2 separate regions of the Homo sapiens genome follow, and region 2 is linked to region 1. The links are chromatin loops, found by intact Hi-C in ENCODE. Cell type or tissue: dorsolateral prefrontal cortex. All regions are shown on one strand. Links, peaks and the distances in the headings refer to the core of each region. The heading gives the core; the rest is flanking DNA. Region 1 has its middle 150 kb from the start of LITATS1. Region 2 holds the start of MIR4255 (microRNA 4255).

The links. Hi-C counts contacts between places; a loop is a spot of excess contacts. Peaks named below come from ENCODE experiments on the same cell type or tissue, not always from the same donor. Only the 100,000 strongest peaks of a DNase experiment are listed, where the experiment ranks them.
Region 2: it touches region 1 in a loop (2.2-fold over the local background); 2 of 110 quality-filtered maps call a loop at or near these places.

What each region holds. Positions count from the first base shown.
Region 1 is chr1:37,318,508-37,328,602 of GRCh38, reverse strand. No RefSeq gene overlaps it. Among named protein-coding and RNA genes, the nearest start is that of LITATS1, 150 kb to the left of the region's middle. In dorsolateral prefrontal cortex, for the core only: CTCF peaks have their summits at 3,354 and 4,633 (motif pointing right); a DNase peak (open chromatin) is centred at 3,452; H3K4me3 peaks cover 473 bases; H3K27ac peaks cover 1,400 bases; H3K27me3 peaks cover 2,185 bases.
Region 2 is chr1:37,153,084-37,163,178 of GRCh38, reverse strand. It overlaps MIR4255 (microRNA 4255), which reads right to left and starts at 1,616; the gene lies at 1,545-1,616. In dorsolateral prefrontal cortex, for the core only: no CTCF peak of the experiment used is centred there; DNase peaks (open chromatin) are centred at 4,841 and 5,368; H3K27ac peaks cover 1,414 bases.

The DNA of each region.
Region 1 (10,095 bases), core at 1,201-9,200:
CAGTTGACTCTGGGGCAGCTGTTTAAGTCTGACATAGCAGGAGCCAGAAAAAAAGGTGGCCGTGCATGGGCGGCCGTCCTATCTGCCAGTCAGAGACGCTCTGCTGCAAGGACGGGGAGTTGGGGAGGGTCCCTGGGGCCACCCTACCTTCCCTCGTCCTCCGTTTTACTATAATAACATCTCACCTTCACCAAACACTGACTGGGTCCAGGCGAAGTTTTTTTTTTGTTTTTTTTTTTTTGAGATGGAGTCTCACTCTGTCACCCAGGCTGGAGTGCATTGGGGTGATCTCCGTTCACTGCAGCCTCTGCCTCCCAGGTTCAAGCAATTCTCCTGCCTCAGCTACCCGAGTAGCTGGGACCACAGGCGCCCACCACCATGCCAGGCAAATTTTTGTATTTTTAGTTGCGACGGGGGTTTCACCATATTGGCGAGGCTGGTCTCGAACTCCTGACCTCAAATGATCCGCCCGCCTCGGCCTCCCAGAGTGCTGGGATTACAGGCGCAAGCCACCTCGCCTGGCCCAGGCACAGTTCTAATTGCCTTATGTGGATTAACTCACTTAACCCTCGCAACGAGCCTTTGAGGGTAAGCACACATAGCATCCCCCACTTATAGGTGAGGAGACTGAGGCACAGGCACTTAAGTAACATACCCAAGACCACACAGCTAGTTCATGGAAAAACTGGAATTTGAAGCCAGGTAGCTCTGGCTCGAGAACCCCTGAGCTCAATCACTGTGCTTGAGTGAGCCCCGCTGTGCCAGAGCCAGAGGGAGGAGGGCCTGGCCTGAGCTTCTTTTGGAGAAACTGGGCTAGAACTTAGGCCTCCTGACTCTGGGAAGGGACTCCTGCCATAACCTCACAGAGGGTGGCTGAGTGGGAAAGGTGTGGGGTTTTCAATCCTGTCCCAGCCAATTCAGCAGCAGTCTATAGAATCCTGCTGGGCCCAGAGTGCTGCAAGCTGGAGCCCCTGCCCTGACAGCAATGGGCACTGAGGATGAGGCCAGGGTCACCCATGTTCCCTGGGCCCACCCTTTGTCCTTTGAGTCTTACTAGAAAGAACTGGGGCACAACCCCAGCTTCTCTGTCCTCAGCCTCTGAGCCTGGGGAAGGGGATGGCAGAGTTGACAGTGGCTTATCTAGGTGACATCAGAATTGCAGCCACCTGGGCTTAGGCTTCCCAGACTTGAAGCATCTGCTTGTCTGTGAGTTTTGAAGCCACCCCAGCCCTGGCCACCCTGCTACCTGTCTCCAGGGTCTTCTTGCCTCGGGAAGTTCAAGGCACCTGGCGATACCTTGCAATGGAATGAGTATCCTGCCTGGAGCCAGAATAGCTGGATAGACATTAGGCTCTGACACCTGCTTGCTAGGTGACCCGGGGCAAGTTGCTAAGCATCTCTGAGTCCCTATTTTTCCATCTCTAAAACTGTTTAGCTTTTTAAAGGGCTGTTGTGAGAATTTTCTTTTTTCTTTTTTTTTTTTGAGATGGAGTCTTGCTCTGTTGCCCAGGCTGGAGTGCAGTGGTGTGGTCTTGGCTCACTGCAACCTCCACCTCCCAGGTTCAAGCGATTCTCCTACCTTAGCCTCCCAAGTAGCTGGGATTACAGGCGCCTGCCACCATGCCTGGCTAATTTTTGTATTTTTGGTAGAGATGGGGTTTCACCATGTTGGCCAAGCTGGTCTCGAACTCCTGACCTCAGGTGATCTGCCTGCCTTGGCCTCCCAAAGTGCTGGGATTACAGGCGTCAGCCACCATGCCTGGCCTAGTTTGAGAATTTTATGTGATAAATTAAGTCAGAGCTTCTCCAGCTTTTCCACTAAAGCAAAACCTAATGGCAAAAGAGAGTAAGCTGTATCCTGGGGTTTGAGGGTATAGCTTAAAGCAGATAGCCACAAGCTCAGAATTTATTTGAAGTCTTACTGTAGCTTAAAAATTCAGGTGCATTTTGCATTCTGCTCCATAATGTATCCATGTTGTTTCTTTTAACACAGTGTTTTAAGTTACTTATCATTGGGTAATTTCAGTGCCAGCAAGATGGGCCGTGTTTGTCATGTGGCTCTGCATACTCCCTGGCCCACGGGTGGGAGCCCCCAAGGGTTGTGTGTATTCAGTTGAAGAAGCATTCGTGTAAGTAAAAGTGCTCTAGAAAGAACAGAAAAAAAGCGACATAAAGGTCAGAGAGTTTTAATGTGAATGTTGGCAGTAATGGAAACACATCCGTCAGTTAGCAAGATGGATGAACGGAAGATGAAAAAGGGAAGGCAAGGGGAGAGGTAGGAATAGAAATGGGATGGGGCGCTGGTCAGGCAGTGAATGCAAATCCCAAGTGGGCTAGGCTCAACTCCTAAGCAAAGGGGGAGATTCAGAAGCCGGGGGGTTGAAACCCAGGACACTGGTCAGCAGGCACTGGGGCTCCCTAGCCTGTCTGTTATACCATTGAGGAAGCCACTGGCTTCCACTGTTATAGTGGGTCATATACTTTTACTTACTTTTTGGCTTAGGGTAGCTTTCCTGTAAGCCTTCCCTCTCCCCCTGAGAGTGTCCTTTTTAGCACCAGGGGTGGTCTCTCTATATTCCTTTCATGGCCATGGGGCTTAGTATGCAACGTCCCTCCAGCAACCTCCCAAAGTCCTCCTTGCTTGGAGACCCCTCGTGTCAATGCTCATCGGAGGGCTATGGCAATGTCCCATAATCCTTCAGGTGAGTATGCAGATTAGGCTCTGCTGTGACCTGGGCACAGGTGCAAACCTTTAGTCTCCTTTCTGCTCCTTTTGGTATCTTTTTAAAAATTACAAAGCTTCCATGCAGAAATGTGCACACGTCACAATATTACAAAATGTCTGAAAGCAAATATTTCCCAAAGAATTGTGGGAACACAAGCAAACACCTTTCTTTCGTTCTCTGTTATTTCTGGATGAAAGCAGATAATGAGTTACCCTTTTCACAATCAATGTTCAGTGAATTTTTGGCTACATTTTTCGGAGCAAATATAAACAGGGTAAGTTGAAGGCATGGATTATTGCAAAATAAAATTGGGATACATGAAGCTTAAAAGTCTTAATTTTAAAACTAGTCCTCACAATAGACCAGAACTTGATCCTCTCTAATTCTTTGCAAACAGCGTTTGCATTTTATTATCAAATGTGTCTTATATCAGCGTAGGATGAGATTTGGCTCATGTTTTTGCATAAATATAATAAAAGGAGGCTTCCCAGTGAACATAGATTTGGGAAATAGTGTTTACTTATTTCTCTCAATTCAAAAGAGTGTGAACTGGAAATTTTTTGTTTCAGTAATTTTTTCTTTTGAACACAAAGGCTGTGTATTGTTTCTTTCTACAAAGAACACAAGCCAATCTGGGGACAATTATGGTTTTGTATTTCTCTCTGGGGAGCACAGGCTCATGCTGTGAACTTGCCGATCAGCAAACCAGGCTCCATGCCACCAGATGGGATGTGAACTTGGCATGGGGATGACCAAAATCCTGGGATCCAGACTCAGGACAGGCAGCTAGCCTCCCCTGGGGCAGGCAGGGACCAGAAGAGCCCCAGAGGGTCTTGTAGAACAGAGGCGGAGGAGGAGAGGACAGAAAGGACAGGGAGACAACCAAGGTATGAGGTGGGAAGTTCTAACATTCCTCTTTGTGCTATTCCGTCCTTCCAGGAATTACAGGTAGGGGAGATGCTGGTTTTGGGTGAGCTCTGGAATTTCAAAGAGGTTACCTTGGGTCTAGAGCAGATAGGAAACTATAGAGAAGCAGTGAAGGGCCTGGAGTCAGCCAGACCTAAGCCAGACCTGAGTCCTTTCTCTGCTGCTCATGGTAGCTCTTGACCATGGGCACTTGATGTCAACTCTTTGAGCCTCCATTTCCTTGTCCTGTAGAATGGGGTAATAATAGGACTTTAGAAGATTGTTGTGAAGGTTTACTGGAGAAAAGAAAAATGTGTAAGAAACACTTTACTTGGTGCCTGGTCCATATTTGCCAGCTCTTGGTTGTTAGTTCAAGCTGAGCAGAAGCACCCACATGCAGAAGGATTTGACAGTTCTGGACCTGGGCCTCAGTCTACTTTGCATTAGAGTAAATTATGTATGTCTGTCGTGATTATAGTTAGAAGCTCCCAGAGGGTTGGAAACTCCAAGCTCAGATACCTCAAATACTAGGTAATTGTGTTTTGAGTTGCACTAAATTTAATTCCTCCTTTAAACCAGTAATTTCAGCTCCACTGGTTACCTTCCTTTCTTTCTTTTTTTTTTTTTTGAGACGAAGTCTTGCCCTGTCACCCAGGCTGAAGTGCAATGGTGCAGTCTCGGCTCACTGCAACCTCTGCCTCCTGGGTTCAAACAATTCTCCTGCCTCAGCCTCCTGAGTAGCTTGAATTACAGGCGCCTGCCACCACGCCCAGCTAATTTTTGTGTTTTTAGTAGAGACGGGGGTTTCACCATATTGGCCAGGCTGGTCTCGAACTCTTGACCTCGTGATCTGCCTGCCTCGGCTTCCCAAAGTGCTGGGACTACAGGCGTGAACCACGGCGCCGGGTCCCCTTTTCAGGGTTGTTTCTGGCAGGGGAGGGTCCAGGTTCTTGACCACTTGTCTTTTTAGTACACTCTTCCTGCAATATGCACTCATTGTCACCAGGTGGCAGTAGAGTCCCAGGCCGCTTTGGGGAGCCGGGCCATAGCAAAGATTTCCATCCTTGGGAGACATTTAAAAATGGATTTCTACTTATTAAACCAGTTCAATGAGATTAACCTACTTACCACCCTCAACTTTAAGCATGGCAAGCATCAGAGCAGCTAATGAGACAAAATACAAAGTGTTTGGTACACTCAATTATCTTTTCTGGACTAATCCCTAAAGAGCGTCTAATCCGGTGCTCCCATTCCTCAGGGAAGGCATTCTCTTCTCTCAACACTCAGGTTCACTCCACTTGGTGTCACCACTCCCTGTAGCTTCCTTTTGCTCTGGCTTTTGTTCACTCGTTCAGCCAACCTTGAGGTGCATCTTCTCCGTGTGGACCCCATGCAGGGGAGTGCTCAGCCGGGGGAGGGAAGGGGAAGGGCTATGGAAACAGAGAGGGGGGTCACAAACCCAAGTGCCTTCCATGGCCAGGGTGGTAATGGAGATGGGTGAATTGGGTCTGAGTAAGAAGAACAGGGAGTTGGGGAGGGGCAACCTGGAGACTTGGGGCCCCACCTAGAGGGTGGCAGCTGCCACTCAGTTCCACGTGATTGTTGCAAGGTGGGAATGTGGCACAACACTGCCATATCTTCCTATTCTTCAAGATAAATTAAATGTTTAGGTTTTATATCTATATCTATATCTATATCTATCTATCTATCTATATCTATCTATCTATCTATCTATATATATATATCTATATATATATATATCTATATCTATCTATATATATATATAAAACATCTCTTACTTTAAAATTGTGGGCCTGGTTTGACTCTCGTGCTGTGAGTTTGAGACTCTGAAATAGAGGCTTATGGCACAGTGTGATAGAGTGGTAAAGAAGCTGTGTCCAGAGAACTGTGGGAGCCCAGAGGAGGGAGCCCCAATTCTGTCTGGAGCATTCATTCATTATTCATTCAGTAAATATTTACTGCATTCCTATCGTGTGCAGAATGCCTGGGATTCATAGTCGAACAAGATACACAGAATCCTTACCTCCATGGCGTGCACAGCTCATTAGGGGAGGCAAATACCGAACGCTGAATGATGTTATGTATGATTTGGTTGGATATTGTATAGAATAATCTGAGGGACAAATTTACAGTGCAATGAGCGTCCGCGGGTGGGTCAGGGAGGCCTTCCCTGAGGAAGTGATGTTTGGTCTGAGATCTGAAGGATGAATAGGAGTATAACTTGTCCATTGACCAGGCCAGCCACTGGCCATTTAGTTCCAGAAATGAGCTAAATGCCCACTGGGGAGGGTATAACTCAGAAAGGGCCATGATCTGGAGAAGAGGACACTTGCTGGGAAGGTGTCCCAGACGGTCAAAGTTGGACCCTTTTCCTCCATAGAATGTGCAGGACAGAGCAGAAATCCACTGGGGAAGAGACGAGGGAGCAGAGCAGCTTCCCTGCTTCCTTCCACCCAGAGCATGTGCTGTGAGAGCAGTGGGTGCCCAGGCCAGCAAAGGAGAGGCTTTGGGAGGGTCTGGGGAGAGTGGACAGCTCCTTCAAAGACCAGAGAGAGGGTCTCAGGCTAGCATTTTGGGAAGGAAAATTGGGGCAGAGAATGGAGGTCCCCGGCTCTCAGGCCAACAAGATTCCAAATTCCATCAGAAGGATGAGCAGTGCTCACAGGGGAGCTGAAGGCTGAGGACTCTGGGGCTGAGGAGGCTCCAGGCCCACAGTTACAGCAGGAAGGCTTGGAAGTCAGGTGCACAAAGTTTGACATATAGGAGAATAAGCTCTCCTGATCTGGTTTTGTATTCTGTTTCCCTGCTGATGAACTGTGTGATCTTAAGCAACTTACTTAAACTCTCTGAGCTTCAGCATTGTCATTTGTGGGATGGACATTTTCTGTCTGCTTTGTGGATGGGGTGATTAAATGGGATTAGGAAGGTAAGGGCCTAGCACTGTGCCTGACTCGCAGTTGATGTTCAATAAATTTGTGTTCCATTCCTCTGCCTCCTGCTCCTCTTCCAAGTAGAATAATTGCTCCCAGGAAACTCCTGTCTTCTGTTGCTCTCACATCCACCAACCCCAGGGCACAGCCCCCAGGACCTCAAAGTCACAAGTCCCCACTCCTGCCTGTGTCTCCTCTCCATCCTCTGCTTCATCCGGGGCTCACCCTGGCCACTCCTTTTGCACATACCTTTTTATAAAATAGACTACACATTCAACAGCAGACACAATCATACGTTTCCAGAATATCCTCTTTGGAACAGAGAAAAATAAGTCATGCTCTCCCCAGTCCTGGATCTCTAAGAGCATGGGTGGGGAAGGAGAGTTGTGCTGAATCCTGGCTCTGACATTCCCCAGTGTGCAACCTTGGGCACCATAATATGCGGAAAGGTGAAACAGTTTACAGATGCTACTGTTTTTATTTTGCAGGATGTTTTCTGATATGAATACTGAGGTCAGGAGGTTTTCCTTAGCACTTATTACTTTTTTCTATTAAGTGGAGGACTTGGGTGGTTTCCACCCACGGACCTGACTGTTGAATGAATTTAACAGTCTCCATCAGTCCGCAAGCAAGTGCACCCTGGTTTTGCCGTCTGCTCAGCTGGTGTGAGGCTCCAGGGTGAGAGGCAGGCAAAGGAGATATTCTTGCTAGAACCTTCCCTCAAGGAGCCTTCTGGAAGGCAGGCCACAGTTCTAATGCTGGATCCTCTGCTGGTTGGTGGTGGGACCCAAAGCACTTGGCTGCCTGGCCCTGACCCTCACCTTCCTCAGGGAGGACGTCATGTTGTTATAGACATAATGCTCACATTAGGGGCTCAATCAGCCGTTGGCTATTGCTATTACTATTCATATAATGAGATCATGTGTGTGAATCACACGCACATACTTTGCACAGAATAAGGGGTCAATTTGTGGTAGCAATTTATTTATTTATTCCATACCCCTCACTTCTCCCCTTCCTGACCTCAGGTAACCACTAATATACTCTTTATCTTCATGAGATCCCCTTCTTAAGCTGCCACCTATGAGTGAGAACATGTGATATTTGTCTTTCTGTGCCTAATTGATTTCACTTAACCTCATGGCCTCCAGTTCCATCCATGTTGCTGCAAACGACAGGATTTTATACTTTTTTTTATGGCTGAATAATATTCCATGGTGTATGTATTCCACATTCTCTTTATCCATTCATCTCTTGATGGGCACTTAGGTTGATTCCGTCTCTCAGCTACTGTGAAGAGTGCTACAATGAACACAGGAGTGCAGATTATCTCTTTGATGTATTGATTTCCTTTCTTTTGGATCTATACCCAGTAGCGGGCTTGCTGATCATATGGTGGTTCTATTTTGAGTTTTTTGAGGAACCTCCATACTGTGCTGCATAGTGGCTGTACTAATTTGCATTCCCACCAACATCTAGTGATAGCTATTTATAATAATCATGCTCATAATCATAATAAATAATGTACTCAAAGTCCTTGGTGGGCACAGAATGGGTCCTCAGTAAAGATTCTTAAGAAAAATCCAGGGGGATTCTGAGTGTAGACCCCTTGCTACAGTGCCTGTGCCTGCTGGTGGTGAGTGCATGGTGGTATCAATACTGATGATCATGAAATGAGACCAAGTTTGTAAAGCACTTCCCACAGGGTGGGGCACATGCTGGGTACTTGGTGCATGTTTCTTTCCATCTCCCTCCAGCACCAGGGGCGCATTCCTCAGACCAGAAAACTGCAGAGCCCTAGGCTGCAGCGTCCCTTTTAGTAACTCCTGGGCACAAGGCAGCCACCCTTCTCCTGCATCCTGGCTGTCTCCAGGTCTGGCTCTTCTGGCCTTGGCAGACTCTAGGCTGGTCAGGCGGCTTGAGCACTACCAGTACCTCTGTGGGCTGCTCCAGGGTTGCCCTACTTCTCCCACCCCGTGGCCATCCTCAGATGGACATGACTCTTGTAGGCTTTAGTGTCAACCCGGAACTGAGTGCCCCTTCTGAGAGGGGGATCTTGAGATCCTCTGGAGCCCTGACTCTGCACCCAGAATCTAGTCTGGAAGGAGAGGATCTCTGGGCACTGATGCCCCCTTCCTCATTCCCAATCCCCAGTTCAGGGTGCATCCCCAGCCTCCCAGGAACCTCCTAGGTGTTGGGACAACCTTGGCGTGAACTATGAGGTCCTAAGGGCCTGTGCTTAGGGCCACACCCACATTTTCAGGAGGCCCTGGGGACTGCAAGAAAATAATCACTCGTGGGGCCTGGGGAAGCTGGTTTTGTCAGTTAGACTCATTCTGTCCCTCTTCAGGTAGACACGTGAATGATCACATATATGCCACACACATACCCTCTCTATCATGTGCACAGGAATGTATGCCCAGGTCTTTCCCTAGACACGCCCCACATACCCAGGCCCTCACCCAGGCACACACGCGCACACACACACACACACACACACACACAGGCCCTTACCCAGAGACACATACACACCCAGGCCCTTACCCAGGGGCACACACACCCCCCCAGGCCCTCATCCAGGGATATACACATACCCAGGACCTCACCCAGAGACACACACACATACACCCAGAGACACACGCACACCCAGGCCCTCACCCAGGGACACACACACACCCAGGCCCTCACCCAGGGACACACACACACACATACCCAGAGACACACACACCCAGGCCCTCACCCAGGTACACACACACACCTAGACACACATACACCCAGGCCCTCACCCAGACACATACACACGCACACCTCCAACAGACAGGCACACACACTCACTCAGGCCCTCACCCAGGGACACACACACACCTAGACACACATACACCCAGGCCCTCACCCAGACCCATACACACGCACACCCCCAACAGACAGGCACACACACACTCAGGCACACCCACACACACTTGGGCCCTCAGCCAGGGACACACACACACCCAGAGACACACACCTAGACCCTTATGCAAGCACACACACACTTACACACCTCTACTCTTACACGCTTGTAGAAGCTCCAGGATCCTGAACACGTATCTGAACCCCACCACCCCGCACTTATCTCCTCACACACTGTAGATATTAACATCCCCCTCCTGCCCTGGCTCACAGACACACACGTGCACTCACACATATGAGCACACGTGGACACCTCTACACCCTCCCAGACGCCCCCACACCCTCCTGAAGCACAGGCACATGAAGGTACACCCCCACACGCCTGTGTGAACCCACACACTCCTCCCGAACCCACACACCATGGGCACACCCCTCCTCCCAGCGGCAGCTCTGGACCTGCCTGTGCCCACCCCCGCCGTCGTTCCCCGTAAATGTGCAGCCATCCCGCGTCCCCGCGCTGCCGCAGCCCCTCACTCGGGGCCCTCAAAGAGCACGCTTATAAAAACATTCTTCCCGTGATGGAGTGCTTCCTTTGGGCTTCTTCGGCTTGTAACAGATTAAAG
Region 2 (10,095 bases), core at 794-8,793, 170 kb after region 1:
AGGAAAGAATAGTCTTCAACAAATGATGCTGGACACTGTATAGCCACTTGCCAAAAAGAAAGAAGTAGAACCCTACCTCACATCATATACAAAAATCAGCTAAAAATGGATCAAAGATCTAAACATAGGAGCTAAAACTATAACACTTGTAGAAGAAAATGCAGGAGAAAATCTTTATAACCTTGGATTGGACAATGGATTCTTAGATTTGGCGCTAAAAGCACAAGTGACAAAACAAACAAAAAATAGACAAACTGGACTTCATCAAAATTAAAACTTTCATGCTTCAAACGACACCATCAAGAAAGTGAAAAGACAAATCCAAAAATGGGAGAAAATATATGCAAATTATATATCTGATAAGGGTATTGTTTTCAGGATATATAAAGAACTCTTACAACTCAATAATAAAAAGGAAAGTAACTCAGTTTTTAAAATGGGCAAATAATTTGAACAGAAATTTCTCCAAAGAAGATATACAATTGTCCAATAACCACATGAAAAGATGCTTAATATAATCAGTCATAAGGGAAATGCAAATTAAAACCACTACGAGATACCACTTTACATGCATTGGAATAGCTAAAATAAAAAAGACACATAATAACAAAGATTGACAAGTACATGCAGAAATTGTAACCCTGATACATTGCTAATCAAATTGTAAAATGGTACAGCCACTTTTGAACAATTTGGTAGTTCCTCAAAAAGTTAAACATAGAGTTAACTCTATAATATAATAGAACATTTCCACTCCTAGATATATATCCAAGAGAAATGAAGACATATCTTCACCCAAATGCTTGTACATAAGTGTTCATGGCAGCATTATTCATGACAGTCAAAAAGTGGAAACAACACAAATGACCATCAACTGATTAATGGATAAATAAAATGTGGTATATCAATACAATGGAATATTACACAACCATAAAAAGGAGTGAAGTACACACTACAACATGGATGAACCTTGAAAACATTATGCTAAGGGAAAGAAGCCAGTCACAAAAGATCACACATTGTATGACTGCATGTATATGAAATGTCATGCATAGGCAAATCCACTGAGAAAGAAAGTGGGTTAGTGGTTGCCAGGGACTGTCAAGCAAGGGGGAATGAGGAATGACTGCTAATTAGTATGGGATTTCTTTTGGAAGTGATGATGAAATGTTCTAAAATTAGATAGGTTACACAACTCTGTGGCATACTGAAGAATCACTGAATGTTACACTTTAAAAGGGTACATTTTATGGTGTGCAGACTACAGCTCAATAAAAATGTTATTTGAAAAGACTTCATGGCTTCCCCATTGCTATCAGGATGAATTTCCACCTCCTGCAGGATGAGACTCCTGCTGATCCCTCCAGGCTCATCTTTTGTTCTCCCAACACCCAAGCATTCAGTGCTCCAGCCTCATGACAGATCCCTCAACATGCTCCCAAGTCCTTATCTCTGCACCTTGAAGCTTGCTGTATATACAATGTAGAGGGTATGACCAAGGGCTTGGGAGTCACATCCTAGCATTGCAGACTACTGCTTCCAGCATGATGCTGCCTCTTTGCCCTAAAAATGGCCAGACCAATACTGACTCCATCTCTGAACACTGAAGGATGCTCTATAAAGTTCAATGACCTCTTACATTAGATGGCTCCATGGCCCACCTTTCCCACAGGCTTTCCTGGAGATTCCAGTTTTTCTAGTTACTGGGAACTTAATCTAGTAGACACAGAAACTGCTCTCCTAGTTGGTGGTAGGCTCTCAAGTTGAAAAGCCAGGTGAGATCAGGGGCAGGGGCACTAGACTAAACCAGATATTGGGTGAGCGTATGGAAGAAGCTGACCAGGAGAAAGGGAGAACATGCAAGAATGTCAGTGAGAGAGAGAGAAAAGAGTCTACACAGCCCTGGGGGATGAACAGAGAAAGTCCGGGTTCAGCTGCACTTCTGAGCTTTTGTTCTGTGAGATCTTTTTCATAATGTGCCCTCTTTATGTGAGCTAACTTGATTGGTTTTCTGTTTCTTGCAAATCAAGCATGTCACCCTCCTTTAATGCCGAAAATGTCCCTTTCTGCCCTTTAAGACCCCAATAGGTCTCTTCCATCCAGGTGTGTATTTAGCCTTTCCTGCCTGCACCAATGACAGGTTCTGTGGCTTGGTCCCAGCATGCAGCAATGCACATCCTGTTATTATTCATTACACTTTCTCTTTGAGCTTATAAGATCTGGGGTTGGACAGACAATTTTTAAGCTTCAGCTTTTCTGCTGGAGAGCTCTCCTAGATGACAGTCTGAACCTTTAAATCCTGTATGTCTTGCAATGAATGTCTCATCTTTCTCTTACAAATTTCTCTAAACTAGCCGCCTGCCATCATGCTGTACTTTGAGGTTGTCACCACTGGCCTGACAATACCCAGGCAAGAAGAGTTAGCCTGACTCTGTCCTCTCACTCAGTTCCTAGTAGCTCATCCACAGGTCTCTCCTGCCTGGCTGCCTCTTCACTGGCCTCCCTGCCTCCAGCCTCTCTCTTCTTCCTGTTGCTCTGCATACATTCGCTCTATGATGCTCCCCAAAATACTGCCATGACATCAGCTAAGACAACTAACACGTGTCACATATCTACTGTGGATTTGTATACTGTGCCAAGAGCTTTAAATTTTAATTTATTCTACAATTAATCTCAAGAGGGAGCTTTTAGTTTCTCCATTTTATAAATGATAAATTTGAAGCACAAAGAGGTTCAGCAACTTTCCACTCTATGCCTAACTCCACACAACGAATCGTGATTTAAACTCAGGTCTGTCTGACTCTTGCTCTTTCAAGTAAACTGGACTGGGTCAGGTTATTCCCCCATTCAGAGACCTTCCACATGACTATTTCCCAGAGACAAAGTCCAAAGTCTTTTTTTTTTTTTTTTGACATTCAAGGCCCTCCATGAGCTGGCCCCAACCTGGACCTCCAAGTGTATTAGTCTGTTCTCACACTGCTAATAAAGACATACACAAGACCGGGTAATTGACAAAGGAGAGAGGTTTAATTGACTCACAGTTCAGCATGGCTGGGGAGGCCTCAGGAAATTTACAATCAGGGCAGAAGGTGAAAGGGAAGCAAGGCACCTTCTTCACAAGATGGCAGGAAGGAGAAGTGCAAGCAGGGGAAATGCCATACACTTATAAAACCATCAGATCTCTTGAGACTCACTTATTATCAAAAGACTAGCATGGGGGAAATCACCCTCATGATTCAATTACCTCCACCTGGTCCCTCCCTTGATATGTGGGGATTATGGGGGTTGCAATTCAAGATGAGATTTGGGTGGGGACACAGAGCCAAGCCATATCACCAAGTAAACTGACCAACTGAAGGTTCTTATAGTCATCTTTTTATTTGTTCCCTGAATTTTCATTTGGATTGTTCACCTCACATGGAAAAGTCCTTCTTCTTCTAGGAGGAACATGTAATCCTCTGATGTATTGTCTGTTGTGGGCTTTCCCTGAAAACACAGAGAATATCCTCCCTTTTGCTCTGCAATAGAAGGGTTTTAGCAAATTCAGTATGTGCTGCTTGGGTAGGAGGAGCAGAAAATAAGAAAAGGAGAGAAAACAGGACATATGAGCCCCAAAATTATTATTGAGAATTATTAAGGTGTCTCTATAATTGATGATCTAAACCAAAACACGTTTGAGAATAAAAAGGGTGCTATTCATCATTATGTGGAACAACAGACAAAACCTGAGACTCTCCTAAGACACCAGGATGGATGGCTGCCCTGGTAATTACCCCATTATGAATCTCATCTCCCCAAGACAGGAGTCAGAACTCACTTTCCCAGCCTCCCTTGCAGCTACTGGTAGGCATGTGACCTGGGCTCCTCCAATCAGCTGCATCTATGAGAGCCTTCCAGTCAGCAGAGGACACCTTGAGGCAGGAGGCTCTGTGTGAATGCTGAGCTGTTGGCAAAGGGGTGGAGGGTGGTAGAGAGCCATCAAACTTTTGGAGGCAGCGGTGATGTCCTGGGAAGGGTATTCCATGCTCCAGGCCCACAAAGCAAGCTTCAGTGCCTGTGCCTGAAACAGCAGGACCATATCCACAAATGGGCCAGTCATATGACTTGAATGTTGTTTCTGGCGATGTAGAAAACCAGCTCTCCAGTCTTCCCTGAAATTCTGAGTGATGTGGCAACGTTTGATATATTGATTTTTTCCTTAAAATCAGTTAGAGAGGGTTGTGGGTTCTGACTCATGCAACAGGGAAATATACAGGTGTTTTGTTGTTAGCTTGTTTGATGTGTGTGTGTGTGTGTGTGTGTGTGTGTGTGCATGTGTGTGTGTGTGATGGAAGCAAATTTCCCAAAGAGTAGAAGGTGGCAGCCTCAAGGCTGTAGGTAATGGAATTAAAAACAATTTTGTTCTCAGCACTGGGCATTCCTACAGAGGGTCCTATAGATGTTCAGGTGGCCGTAAAGCTAAACATGGCTTTCCTGAGACCAGCAGCTGCTCCTACAGCAAGAGCAACAGACATGGGCCCAGCAGGGCCTGTGGTCCCCTCAAACCCACCTTCCAACTCCTAAGTCTTATGTCTTAACTTGCTGTTCTGAGAACTTTCCAACAGCCCGAAGTGGGAGCTTCCCTGCAGAGAGGATCTGTTGAGGGGTGCCTGCCTAGCCCTTTGTCCAGGAGCCTCCAACCCTGGGCAAAGCCCTCCTTCTCTCACTTCCCCAGGCCAGCCATCCCCATAGTCAGTTTAGTTTGGCTCTTGCCATGTCCTTCAAAACCCAATTCAAATTCCTCCTCTTGCTCCAAGTCTTCCTTGCTCATCTAGCTCAGTGATGCCTCTCATCTGCTTACACCCCTGTGCGCCAGTTGGTTACATCATCTTGACCACTCGTTTAACAAAGAATCACATTGTCTTGTCTAGAATTGTGCTATTCTCTCTCTCTTTTTAAAGTGATCCAATTCGTCATGTGATTCTGTTAAGTTTCCCTGACTTGAGGGAAGAGATTATGACTTACACTCCTAATTTCCTCCCCATAATTTCCTTTATAGCATTAGCTGAGTGTCTTCTTTGTAGGAGATTTTCAAAAGTATTTGTTGAAAACAAAATAAGCCAAACCGATATGAAGTAGAAAAATGAAAGGAGATAAAAGCTTCCAAACTGTTGGCTTTGGTTTTCTTGGCTTAGTCTGTCATTGGCTGTTTTTAAGTACTCAGAGACCACTGTTTACGTGTCTTTCAGGTCAGTTTCTCTTGGGTACACGTGGGGAAGGCTCATCTTTCCATGAAGTCGCAAGTCACCAATTCAGAAATGTGGCCCAAGAGGACTTGCTGTTCTCTTCTAGCCTCTCCCGGGAACAGTTGCTTTTCAGAGCAAGCATGGATCTTGGCCAGCCTTCTAGGGCACACTTTGTATCAAGAGCTTGTAGTCTAGAGTTCAGGAGCAGGGGCTTCAGAGCCAGACTACCTGGTTTGAATACCAGCTCTTCCACTTTCAGGCCCCTGAAGACATATCCAGTCCTTTTCTTCTGAGCGCACAGAAGACCACCCTGCCTAGCTTCTTTGCAGCTATGTGGAGACACATGATTAGTCTGGCCAATGGGATGTGAGAAGAGATAATGAAACTCAGAGGAGAACTTGTGAGATTTATGCAAGTTATTTAATCACTCCATGCCTCAGTTTCCCCATGTATAAATGATGATAATAATATTTATCTTATAGGATTGTGGTGAGGATTTAATTAGCTATGATAGGTGAGATGCTTAGAAGGTGCTTATAAAAGCGTAGCTATGATTATTGTTTTAAAATGATGTTATTAGAGAAAGAAAAATACATATGCATAACAATTGTCAATAGAAAGATCACATAACAGTGCAAAGAGGCTTACAAAATTCTCCAGGATGTATATGTATCTACACAAACATCATAGAGAAGCAAAAAAAAAAAACGAACAAACAAAACAGATGCCAAATTAAGGGGGAGCCTGGAGGTAAGCCCACTTTTCTGGCATTTGGAGATTCTGTCTTGAATGACCCTCCACTTCTGGATGGCTGGCCCCTCCTAGTGTGCTCCAGCCAGATCCATATACATCCTAAAACAAGTGTGTTTTGCTCCCAAGTCACATTGCATATTCCAGCAGAAAAGCAGCTCTATTTATTCTTTAGGCAATTCTTTGGTCTCTTATCACTTTGGATTTCAGGCCTCTGAAGACATACCCATTCCTTTTCTTCTGAGCCCGCAGAAGACAACCCTGCCTAGCTTCTTTGCAGCTACGTGGAGACATGTGACTAGTTTGGCCAATGGGATGTGAGAAGAGATGATGAAACTCGGAGGAGAACTTGTGAGATCGCCGTGACTGCTTTTCCCCTGCCACAGTGGCTAAGAGGATAAGGCTATCAAGGGTGGAGCCTCTCTAGGCCTGGGTTCCTGGGTGCCTGTGTGGAGCCGAGACCCCAGGCTAACTCACAATGAACACGCCGTGTGAGGAAGACGTAAAGCTTTATGTATTAAGCCACTGGAGCTTAGGGTTTAATTTGTTACTGTGGTGTAGCCTACCCTATTCTAACCAATACAAGGATCTTTGGATGACTCTCCTCCAGGAATTCATATACAAAAACATCCTCCCTGCATGAGAACTCCCTATATGGTTCCAGCAGTATCTCTCACCTGCAATAGTGACTAAAGTCAAGACTCTCTGCTGGCTATTTCGTTTCTACTGAACTAGGTATTGTATTTGCTCTGTTATTACCTTGCTGCCCTGACAATCCTACAATCCACACAGCAGCCAAAGCGATCTTTTGAAAAGAATGCAAAATCAAATCAGATCATGCCATTCTCTTGCTTAAAGCCGGCCGATTCACCATCCCTGCAAACCATGATACTCAGAATCAAATGCAGATTCCTTGCTATGGCTTAAAGACTCTCTGCTTCTCTGACCTCATCTCCTATGGTGCTGCAGCTACATTTGTTCCTACTTCAGTCTTTGTACCTGGCTGTTCCCTCTGCCTGGCTTGCTCTTCTTCCCTCTTGTTATTTAGAGCTCAGCTTAAATGTCAACTCAAGGGTATCTTCCCTGACCATTGCAACTAAAATGCCCCTCACTCACACATGTGTCATTCCATTGTACCACTCTGATTAATGTCTTTATAACACTGATCAACATCTGAAAGTATTTTGCTTAATTATTTACTTACTCATTTTTTTCTCCTTTTTCCCCACTAGAATATAAATTTGAGCAGGACATGGACCTTTTCAATCTTGCCTACCCTCATATCCCAGTAACAAGTGGCTAGCAGAGTACCTGACACATCATGGATGCTCAAAAAATATTTCTTGACTAACTGGATGAATAAATGAGTGAATCATCATCAGGATTGCTGCTCGTGAACCCCTCCTCTTGCAGCTACCTGCCTTTGAATTTGCCCTCAGGCTTCCTAGCTAGTTTCTTCTTTAGCCTTTCTGACCCATCGTTCCTTCCGTAGAGTTCAAGACAACACTGCTCCTCCTATGAACCAAAAGAAAGTGCCAGCGGCTGTTGGTGACGAAGCTCTTCTTTTCTAGGCAATAAAGCCCCCTCCAGTTGTAGCAGTTTTCTCTGGAATGGTAAGTCCCTCAGATCTGGGAGTTAATTGTTACTGTGGCAGAGGCCAGGCCACCCTGACTGATAGAAGACCTTTTGGGAGATTCTTCTTTCCCTGGATGAGGTTGTACCCTGTTTATGTTGGATAAACAACTCAAAACCAGTAGCATAGAATGTTAGTGCCAGAGGGGAACTGAGAGACTAACATGTTTTCCTTTTGCAAATGAGGAAACTGAGGCAGAGAGAAGGGAGGGAAATTGATTAAGGCCTTTGGCTTATTGGTTCATTCCTTTGATCGCTGTGATGGATGTTTCCCTGTCTTTTTAACCCCCCTGGCTTGTGTACCCTGTTCCAAGGAATTCTCCAACTCATGACTCTCCAACTTATGATGGGAAACAGAGCCCACCTCCCACTCAAGAAAAAAACAATGCTTGCAGCACTATTCTCAATTGCAAAGACATGGAATCAACCCAAATGCCCATCAGTGATAGACTGGATAAAGAAAATGTGGTACATATACACCATGGAATAATATGCAGTCATAAAAAGGAGGAATGGGATCACGTCCTTTACAGGGACATGGATGAAGCTGGAAGCCATTATCCTCAGCAAACTAATGCAGGAACAGAAAACCAAACATCACACGTTCTCACTTATAAGTCGGAGCTGAACAATGAGAACACATGGACACAGGGAGGAGATCAACACACTCTGGGGTCTGTTGGGGGACGGGAAGAAAGCATCAGGAAAGATAGCTAATGCATGCTATGCTTATTACCTAGGTGATGGGTTGATAGGTGCAGCAAACCACCATGGCACACGTTTACCTATGTAACAAACCTGTGTGTCCTGCACATGTACCCCAGAACTTAAAATAAAAAAAAAAAGGCAAGGCTGAGTACTCCCTTTCCCAGGCTCCCTTGCAGCTAGGATGTGGGTGTGTGAGCAGGAGGGTGTGCAAGGCTGGCAGCTCTCCCCAACAGTCAGGGTTTGAGTTTGGGGGTGGGGCAGTGCTGCTGTGGGAGGGTCAAGGGTCAGTGCTTGGTGATGGTGGTGGTCTCAGCTGCAGGGTCTTGCAGCTAGCTGGGGATGGTAGTGGTGTCCTCCCCAAATAAGTCTGGCTGGGTAGCTTAGGCCACTGTTCTGCTGTGGGGTCCTGGTGCCCTAGAACTTGCTCTGATTCAGTGTGCTATTCAGTAACCCTCTAAGAAATTGTTTTTTCCCTTGAACCAGGCATGGCTGGTTTTTCTTGCTTACAACTAAGAATCCTGACTGATTTGTTTCTTCATTCACTTATGCAGCATATTCTTTTAAAACACCGACAGTGTGTCAAGCACTGTGTTAAGTGCTAGAGAACAATGGTGAGCAGCACAGATGAGTGCAGCCCTCATGAAGCTCACACTGGAGATAGTTAGATGATTGGACAGGAAAAGCACATTAAATTGCAACACACACTCCACTAGGAAACACCCACAGTGACATGGGAGCATTTTAGCAACCTGACCTCATCTAGGGGTGATGACAATAGAATACTTCCTGGAGGAGGTGACATTTAGGCTGAAGGAGGAGAAAGGTTTTCTGGGCAAAGAGGGAGGAAAAAGACAGCTTTAGGCTGAGGGAATGACATTGAAGAGGGCCAGAGGCAGGAGAGAGAACATGACCTTCAGAGGAACAAGCAGAAGTTATTGTGGCTGGAGCAGAGCATTCAAGAGAACAGTGATACATGACAAGGTGGGAGAAGTGGCCTAGGCCTGATGGTGCAGGATCTTGTCCCCCATCTTACAGCATTTGGAAATGTTCTTAAGGGCAAAGGAGCCACTGAAGGTTTTCAAACAGGTTTGTGACAAAGCTGGGAGTGGGACCCAGTATCCTTCCTCCTAGTCAGTTATTTTCCCTGCATCATCTGCCTTCAACTCTTCTGCAAAATGGAGTCTCAGGTCTGCAAGACCCAGAGAAAGCAATCCAGCAAAAAAGTGGTGAGTCACACACACAGCTCTTCACAATAGTCTCAGAGGAAATACAATTTCTCTGCCTCTTTTTCCCAATGACTGTAAGACTGCTTGTGCCTTTGCAATCCAAGGGGACTCTGCCTGTGCTGAGGGTGTGGTGACATCTGAGGGATGAGCTGGCTTAGCTTGGAGGGAGGGAGACTGAGGGGCACTGTGGCTGCCTCTGAAGGATTGTGTAGGCAGTGACTGGGAGCTGCCATCGACCCTGCCCACTCAGGGACCCAGAGAACAAGATGGGTGGGGCCCTGCAGAGGACATGGGGGCAGGTGAAATATCCCCAGCCTTGGGCCAGAGACTCACCAGGACCTCTTTCACAGAGCTGGGGGATGCTGGGGGAGGGGTGCCTGAGAAAAGTGGGCCCTGAAGGGGCAATCGCACCACCTAAGACCTTGAGTCTTCATGCTGTGTGGCAAGTTTGAGCTTAGTTCTGGGAATATCAGTGTAAAACAAAGGCTTTGAAGTCAATCTACCGTATGTTCAAATTCCAGCACAGCTACGACTTACTGTGTGACTTTGGGCAA